2 separate regions of the Homo sapiens genome follow, and region 2 is linked to region 1. A link is a loop called in an ENCODE intact Hi-C map of the cell type or tissue named here. Cell type or tissue: CD14-positive monocyte. All regions are shown on one strand.

Region 1 (4,000 bases):
GCTAGCTGTGCTTTCCTTTGATAAACTCATTACAAATTGCATGTAATTACTGTATTGTGAAGAAGGGAGTGGCAATAAATTAGGCACAGAATTTTTGAATAAAACTAGGCAGCTAGAAAGACTGTTTCTAAATAACAAAAAATTTGATATGACCAAGTAGGTTAAAATTACCATTACATATTTGATTGGTACAAAATTAATTGTGGTTTTTACAATTACTTTTTAACATTTTGCCGCTACTTTTACTATTTTGCCATTACTTTTAATATGGCCCATTTTTAATGGCAAAATCTGCAATTAATTTTGCACCAACCTAATATTATCGTATATGGAATTTTCTGTATATAAAGCAAAGGGAAAAAAAAGGAGGCATATAGACCTTAGCTTATGTACTTTATGATTATAAATGATTACATTTATCTAGTGACCATAATGCTTTATGAAAGATGAAAACATTCTTCTGGGGGAAAAAAAAAAAACTAATTAACATCCTTGCTTGCAGAGATTGGTAGACCTGTTTCTTCTATTTTAGATTTCAGCAGGACACCTCTATCGTTGGATGAAAAATGCTGACTTGCATGTTCTGGGAATCTGGGCTCACCCCGAGGCTAATAGCACAGTGCCCTGGCTGTGTGCCCAACGTTTGTGGCAGGGAGTTACCCCTGAGTGCTTTTTTTAACTTACACTAAAGTTTTGACTTAGAAAGCAATATTAGCTAGTGCTTCACAGGAAACTGGGCTTTCCCTCTGTAACACTCAAAGTCAAATCCTATTTCTTGGTCTGATATAATCTCCATAATCATAAAGATCTTTGTTGGAGAAGTTAAGCAGGGAAGACTACATGTAGGATTCTCCTAATCTTGGGGAACCCAAGTTTTGTGCCCCTTTCAATTGGGATGCTGGAGCGGAGTTGGGTCATGGAGATTAATCTTTAGAGGTGTGTGTTCATAGAGGAGAAACCATTGAGAACAAGGAAAAAGGAAAAGTGGAGAAGCACAGCTCTTGTTTGACCTTGGAGGCTTTTTACATGGAATTAAAATTCAGAAACTGGCTGAGGTTACAAGGAGTAATTGTGGCAATTGCCTCATCCCTACTGTCAGCACATGGCAAAGTTTGCTATGGACAGAATTGCAGGGAGTTCTTTCAAAACAGTTCAAAATATTGTCAAGATTTTCTTCAATTTCTCATCAACCTTTAAGAGCTCATTGAAGACATTAGATATTTTGTGCCCAACTCAATGTTGCAGAGAATTTCAGGGCAAGAGAAATAGAAATGAAGTTGAAATATACCCATGTAGTTTCCTTCAGCGATACTATCTGGTATATAAGAAAACTTACAAACATTTTTTAAGAGGCCTCAGGCATTACAATTATAAGTTTTTTTCTTCTCTTCAGACTTTTATTCTAATAAGTTGTTAGCCAATCAAACAAGCAAAGGTGTTTTAAAATACTTCAGTTTATAGCAATAATGATTTTTAAGTTTGAGAAATAGAAAAGAATCAAATCAGTATCTTAATTAGCAAAACCTAGTTGATGAGAGAGATGTGCTTTGTTTGCTATGCATGAGATTGCTTGAAAAATGTGATTTAGCTCCAACAGAGCCTCCCTACTATAGGATTTTTTTTTTTTTTTTTTTTTTTTTTTTAGAAAATCAATACATCTTTCTGTCAAAATTTGGTTAGGGCAAAATTTGACTAAAATTGTGCCAAATAAATAAGATTTTTTTCTTATCTGAGATTGATACATCTCTATTTCTTATGTATAATTTTTTATCTCAGGCCAATGAGCCCAAAGTTTCTTGGCTCTTGTTATATCTTTGAACCTGTGACCTTTCAACTGGCTAGCAATGGGCATGAAAAGGAGAATAATTGTTGCTGAAACAAAATAGGCTTTTTTTTTTTTTTGAGGAAAAAGAAGAAAGAGAAAGAGACAAAGGAAAAGGAGAAAGACAAGAGAGGAAGAAGCAGGAGGAAAACAGTGGAGAGAAGAAGAAAAAAGAGAAAAAATAAATTACAGCTATCTGGGCTTCCATGGGAGTGCCAACTCTGACAGCTGAGACATCTCTGACTTGGCTCTTTCACCTCTTGTGCAAGGGAAGAACAGCACTATTTTTAAAGGAGGTCATTAGTGAGTCATGTTTAAGCTCAATGCTTAGCCATCATCGCCATTTGGGTGCTTGTTGGGAAGGTCCTAAATTGAGCGGCCTTTGGGCACAGATCTCTGTGCACTTTGTTTGCCACTTGCTGGCTAGCTGATCTGGAGACTAGTTGAATTTTGCAGTTTTTCTGTTTTATTTTCCTGACAAAGCAGTCGTTCCATTAAGAAAAAAGCACTCAGCTATTAATTTCTGCTAACTCCTAACCTGGTCAATGAATTATAAGAATGTGCAGTTTTATGTCTATTTTAGGGCATGGATGTGGGGGTGGTGAAAAGTCTTCTTGGCTTGGAGCTCTCTCTATTTGTCTCGCTCTTTCTAGTTCTTTTTTGTTCATCCTTTTCCTGACAGGCTGCTTGATGCTTACAGAATGATGCAAGATTGTAACAGATTCAGACTAGATGAGGAAGAGAAAGAGCTTAGTAAAAGCCCACTTCTTAATAGTTGAATTTTTTTTTCTTCAAAAAAAAAGTCCTATCAACCAAAAAAAAGCTCAGGACCAGACAGATTCATAGCCAAATTCTGCCAGAGGTACAAAGAGGAGCTGGTACCATCACTTCTGAAACTCTTCCAAACAACAGAAAAAGAGGGACTTCTCCCTAACTCATTTTATGAGGCCAGCATCATCCTGATACCAAAACCTGGCAGAGACACAACAACAACAAAAAAGAAAATTTCAGGCCAATATCCCTGATGAACATCGATGTGAAAATCCTCAATAAAATACTGGCAACCTGAATCCAGCAGCACATCAAAAACCTTATCCACCATGATCAAGTGAGCTTCATCCCTGGGATGCAAGGGTGGTTCAACATATGCAAATCAATAAACATAATACAACACATAAACAGAACCAATGGCAAAAACCACATGATTATCTCAATAGATGCAGAAAAGGCCTTCAGTAAAATTCAACACCCCTTCATGCTAAAACCTCTCAATAAACTAGGTATTGATAGAACGTATTTCAAAATAATAAGAGCTATCTATGACAAACCCACAGCCACTATCATACTGAATGGGCAAAACCTGGAAGCATTCCCTTTGAAAACTGGCACAAGACAAGGATGCCCTCTCTCACCACTCCTATTCAACATAGTATTGGAAGTTCTGGCCAGGGCAGTCAGGCAAGAGAAAGAAATAAAGGGTATTTGAATAGGAAGAGAGGAAGTCAATTTGTCTCTGTTTGCAGATGACATGATTGTATATTTAGAAAACCCCAACGTTTCATCTCCTTAAGCTGATAAGCAACTTCAGCAAAGTCTCTGGATACAAAATCAATGTGCAAAAATCACAAGTCTTCCTATACAGCAATAATAGACAATCAGAGAGCCAAATCATGAGTGAACTCCCATTCACAATTGCTACAAAGAGAATAAAATACCTAGAAATACAGCTTACAAGGGATGTGAAGGACCTCTTCAAGGAGAACTCCACTGCTCAAGGAAATAAGAGAGGACACAAACAAATGGAAAAGCATTCCATGCTCATGGATAGGAAGAATCAATATCATTTAAATGGCCATACTGCCCAAAGTAATTTATAGATTCAATGCTATCCCCATCAAGCTACCATTGACTTTCATCACAGAATTAGAAAAAGCTACTGTAAATTTCATATGGAACTAAAAAAGAGCCTGTGTAGCCAAGACAATCCTAAGCAGAAAGAACAAAGCTGGAGGCATCACACTACCTGATTTCAAACTATAGTACAAGGCTACAGTAACAAAAACAGCATGGTACTGGTACCAAATTAGATATATATATATATACCAGTGGAACAGAACAGAGGCCTCAGAAATAATACCACATATCTACAACCATCTGATCTTTGACAAACCTGACCAA
Region 2 (4,000 bases), 140 kb before region 1:
TGCCCACTTTTTGTTGGGGTTGTTAGTTTTTTTCTTGTAAATTCAAGTTCCTTATACTTGCTGGATATTAGCCCTTTGTCAGATGGATAGATGGCAAAAAATTTCTCCCATTCTGTAGGTTGCCTGTTCACTCTGATGATAGTTTCTTTTGTTGTGCAGAAGCTCTTTATTTTAATTAGATCCCATTTGTCAATTTTGCCTTTTGTTGCCATTGCTTTTGGTGTTTTCGTCATGAAGTCTTTGCCCATGCCTATGTCCTGAATGTTATTGCCTAGGTTTTCTTCTAGGGATATTATGGTTTTAGGTCTTACTTTAAAGTCTTTAATCCATCTTGAGTTAATATTTGTATAAGGTGTAAGGAAGGGGTGCAGTTTCAGTTTTCTGCATATGGCTAGCCAGTTTTCCCAACTCCATTTATTAAATAGGGAATCCTTTCCCCATTGCTTGTTTGTGTCAGGTTTGTCAAAGATCAGATGGTTGTAGATGTGTGGTGTTATTTCTGAGGCCCCTGTTCTGTTCCATTGGTCTATATATCTGTTTTGGTACCAGGTTCATGCTGTTATGGTTACTGTAGCCTCGTAGTATAGTTTGAAGTCAGCATGATGACTCCAGCTTCGTTCTTTTTGCTTAGGATTGTCTTAGCTATATGGGCTATTTTTTGGTTCCATATGAAATTTAAAGCAGTTTTTTCTAATTCTGTGGAGAAAGTCAATGGAAGCTTGATAAGGATAGCACTGAATCTTTAAATTACCTTGGGCAGTATGGCCATTTTCATAATATTGATTCTTCTTATCCATGAGCATGGAATGTTTTCCCACTTGTTTTTGTCCTGTCTTATTTCCTTGAGCAGTGGTTTGTAGTTCTCCTTGAAGTGGTCCTTCACATCCCTTGTAAGTTGTATTCCTAGGTATTTTATTCTCTTTGTAGCAATGGTAAATGGGAGTTCACTCATGATTTGGCTCTCTGTTTGTCTATTATTGGTGTATAGGAATGTTTGTGATTTTTGCACATTGATTTTGTATCCTGAGACTTTGCTTAAGTTGCTTATCAGCTTAAGGAGATTTAAGACTGAAACGGTGGGGTTTTCTAAACATACAGTCATGTCATCTGCAAACAGAGAGACTTCCTCTTTTCCATTTGAATACCCTTTTATTTCTTCCTCTTGCCTGATTGCCCTGGCCAGAGCTTCCAATACTATGTTGAATAGGAGTGGTGAGAGAGGGCATCCTTGTCTTGTGCCGGTTTTCAAAGGGAATGCTTCCAGGTTTTGTGCCTTCAGTGTGATACTGGCTGTGGGTTTATCATAAATAACTCTTATTATTTTGAGATACATTCCATCAATACCTAGTTTATTGAGAGTTTTTAGCATGAAGGGGTGTTGAATTTTATTGAAGGCCTTTTCTGCATCTATTGAGATAGTCATGTGGTTTTTGTCATTGGTTCTGTTTATGTGTTGGATTACGTTTATTGATTTGCATATGTTGAACAAGGCTTGCATCTCAGTGATGAAGCCGACTTGATTGTGGTGGATAAGCTTTTTGATGTGCTGCTGGATTCGGTTTGCCAGTATTATATTGAGGATATTCACATGGATTATTTCTTCTCGCAGTGTTTTGTAGTTCTCCTTGTAGAGTTCGATCTTGGTTAGATGTATTCCTAGTTTTTTTTTTTTTTTTTTGGTGGGGGGTGGCTATTGTAAATGGGATTGTGTTCTTGATTTGGCTCTCAACTTAAATGTTATTAGTGCTAGAAATGCTACTGACTTTTGTACATTGATTTTGTATTCTGTAACTTTACTGAAGTTGTTTGTCAGATCTGGGAAACCTTTGAGAGAGCCTTTAGGGTTTTCCAGCAATTCTTCTTTTTCTATCTGGATGGCTTTTATTTTTCTTGCCTGGTTGTCTGACTAGGACTTTTAGTACTATCTTGTATAGGAGTGATGAGAAGGCCTTGTCTTATTTCAGTTCTCAAGGGAAATGCTTCCAACTTTTGACCATTCAGTATGATGTTGGCTGTGGTATCCTAATGATCAAATTTCAAACTTTGCTTGACAGGTATAAAAACTGATAAACAGAGATTTTAAAAGATGAGTTACTCTCACATAGCTGGTTAATATTAGAGTCGACATAGGCAGTAAAATCTGTGAAAATATATTTGCATTATATTGTTAGTAAAGATGATTTTATTAAGCAGCATATTTACACATACAATTGTGTGTGTGTGTTTATTCTTGAGTAGTGACTGTGGTTGATTTCTATTTTCTTCTTTCTGATTGTCTATATTTTCCTCAATATGCTTAGAACGTTGTTGGTTGCTTTGAATAAAAAGGGAAGTTTTGTGGTGTATGACTGGGAAGTCTAGGGAAAGTGTTCAGGAACAGCCAGAGCAGCAGGCTCAAAGCAGGATGCTCTTCTTCATTAGGTTTCTTGACTGCATTTCTCTGAATGTTGACTTCATTCTCCCTCACAGATGATGATTTTCTTTCATGTGGCCAGAAAACGTGGCCAATGACACTAGTTATCATTTTTACTTCATAACCCCAGGAGAAAGAATTTCTCCAGTATGAATCTAATTGGCTCCTTTGAATCACATGACCTATGTAGATGCATAACTTTGTTCAGGAGAGAGGGACCCTCACAGATGCAACCACACATAACTCTATGTTCGACACCCCTGGGAATACTTTGTGGAGTGGAGGAAGAATTAGTCCACAGAAGAAAGGAAACCAAACCACGTTTCTACCATGACATTTATTATTTTTGCAGTAGAATAGAATATAGTTATTTTAGGAAGAAAATAGTCTTCCGACTTTCCTGGTCTCTTCTCACCAATGCATAGAGCCTCTCACTTTACTATCCTCATTACTTTCTACTCCCACAACACTTACCTCTGACTCTGTAGTGTTGTTGGGATTCCCTCTCTGGTTGAAATGGCTTCCTCCTTTCTGAACATGGACCTAAGTACACAGATGGGTTCTAGTCCAATCTCTGCCATTAACCACTTTGTGTGAGTTGTAAATGTAACATTATTTCTGGGTTTCTGTTATCTTTATTGTATAAATACATAAGATCGGAAAGGACTCCAATGACTAATACACAAGACCTGAGCAAGGAGACTCCACATAAGGTATCTTCCATTTTCCCCAATAGAAAGTAAACAGACACACAAAACAGATTCACTTGATATAATATGTTAACTTTTAAGCATCCAAAAAGATAAAAAATATATTCATTTTTTATTTATACAGACATATTAAAATAGCATATTTCAGAAAGAATTAGTAATATAGTATTTTCTACTCTCATATTTCATAATGTTTTAAACACATAAATATTCTGCATTAACATCCTCAGTAATAAAGCTGCTTTTGAATCATCTAACAGTTTTCCAGAGAATGTCATTTTCATTTCCATCTAAGGTTTTTTGAGCGATAGTCCTTTGGAATCTGTATATGATACAGATGCCTTTACTGGCATTTATTATCCCTAGTCACAAATATCCTTAAGAAACATGAGTATGCTTGATTTTTATTCATTTTGGGAGTGTGTGTTTGTGATAACCACAACATAACTTATTATGTTTATTTTTCAAATGATCTTTCAAAGGCTTCTCTATGATGATATCCGGCGCTCACTGAGATGAGGTCATACCCTAGGAATAACTACTACACCTTTATTAGATTTCTCGTTTTCTTGTAGTCCACAGACTAATTCATCATGTGACCTATATAAACATCCAAATGAACATTGACTGTGGGCATTTCAGGCTAAGGGGTCTAACTCAAAAGATACTTTCTTGTTCCAAATATAGTTGTATAGATTGCACTCATTTCTTTAAAAAGGTTTTGTAAGGATGTGGATAAATGTGATTCCTTCTTTACTGAGGGATAATTTTGGGGGTAAAACCTTCACCTTAATATTTATGATGGCTAGAGAGGCAAGAGGAACAGCTGATTAAAGCCAACTTTTTAAACTACACACAGTAGAGGAGAGGCAGAGAT

What was found. Hi-C counts contacts between places; a loop is a spot of excess contacts. Peaks named below come from ENCODE experiments on the same cell type or tissue, not always from the same donor. Only the 100,000 strongest peaks of a DNase experiment are listed, where the experiment ranks them.
Region 2: it touches region 1 in a loop (7-fold over the local background); 1 of 110 quality-filtered maps calls a loop at or near these places.

The regions. Positions count from the first base shown.
Region 1 is chr2:40,218,261-40,222,260 of GRCh38, forward strand. All of the region lies in intron 2 of SLC8A1 (solute carrier family 8 member A1), which reads right to left. All of the region lies in intron 3 of SLC8A1-AS1 (SLC8A1 antisense RNA 1), which reads left to right. Among named protein-coding and RNA genes, the nearest start is that of SLC8A1, 230 kb to the right of the region's middle. In CD14-positive monocyte, no CTCF peak of the experiment used is centred here; a DNase peak (open chromatin) is centred at 2,111; H3K27ac peaks cover 954 bases.
Region 2 is chr2:40,075,139-40,079,138 of GRCh38, forward strand. All of the region lies in intron 2 of SLC8A1-AS1 (SLC8A1 antisense RNA 1), which reads left to right. Among named protein-coding and RNA genes, the nearest start is that of SLC8A1-AS1, 160 kb to the left of the region's middle. In CD14-positive monocyte, no CTCF peak of the experiment used is centred here; no DNase peak of the experiment used is centred here.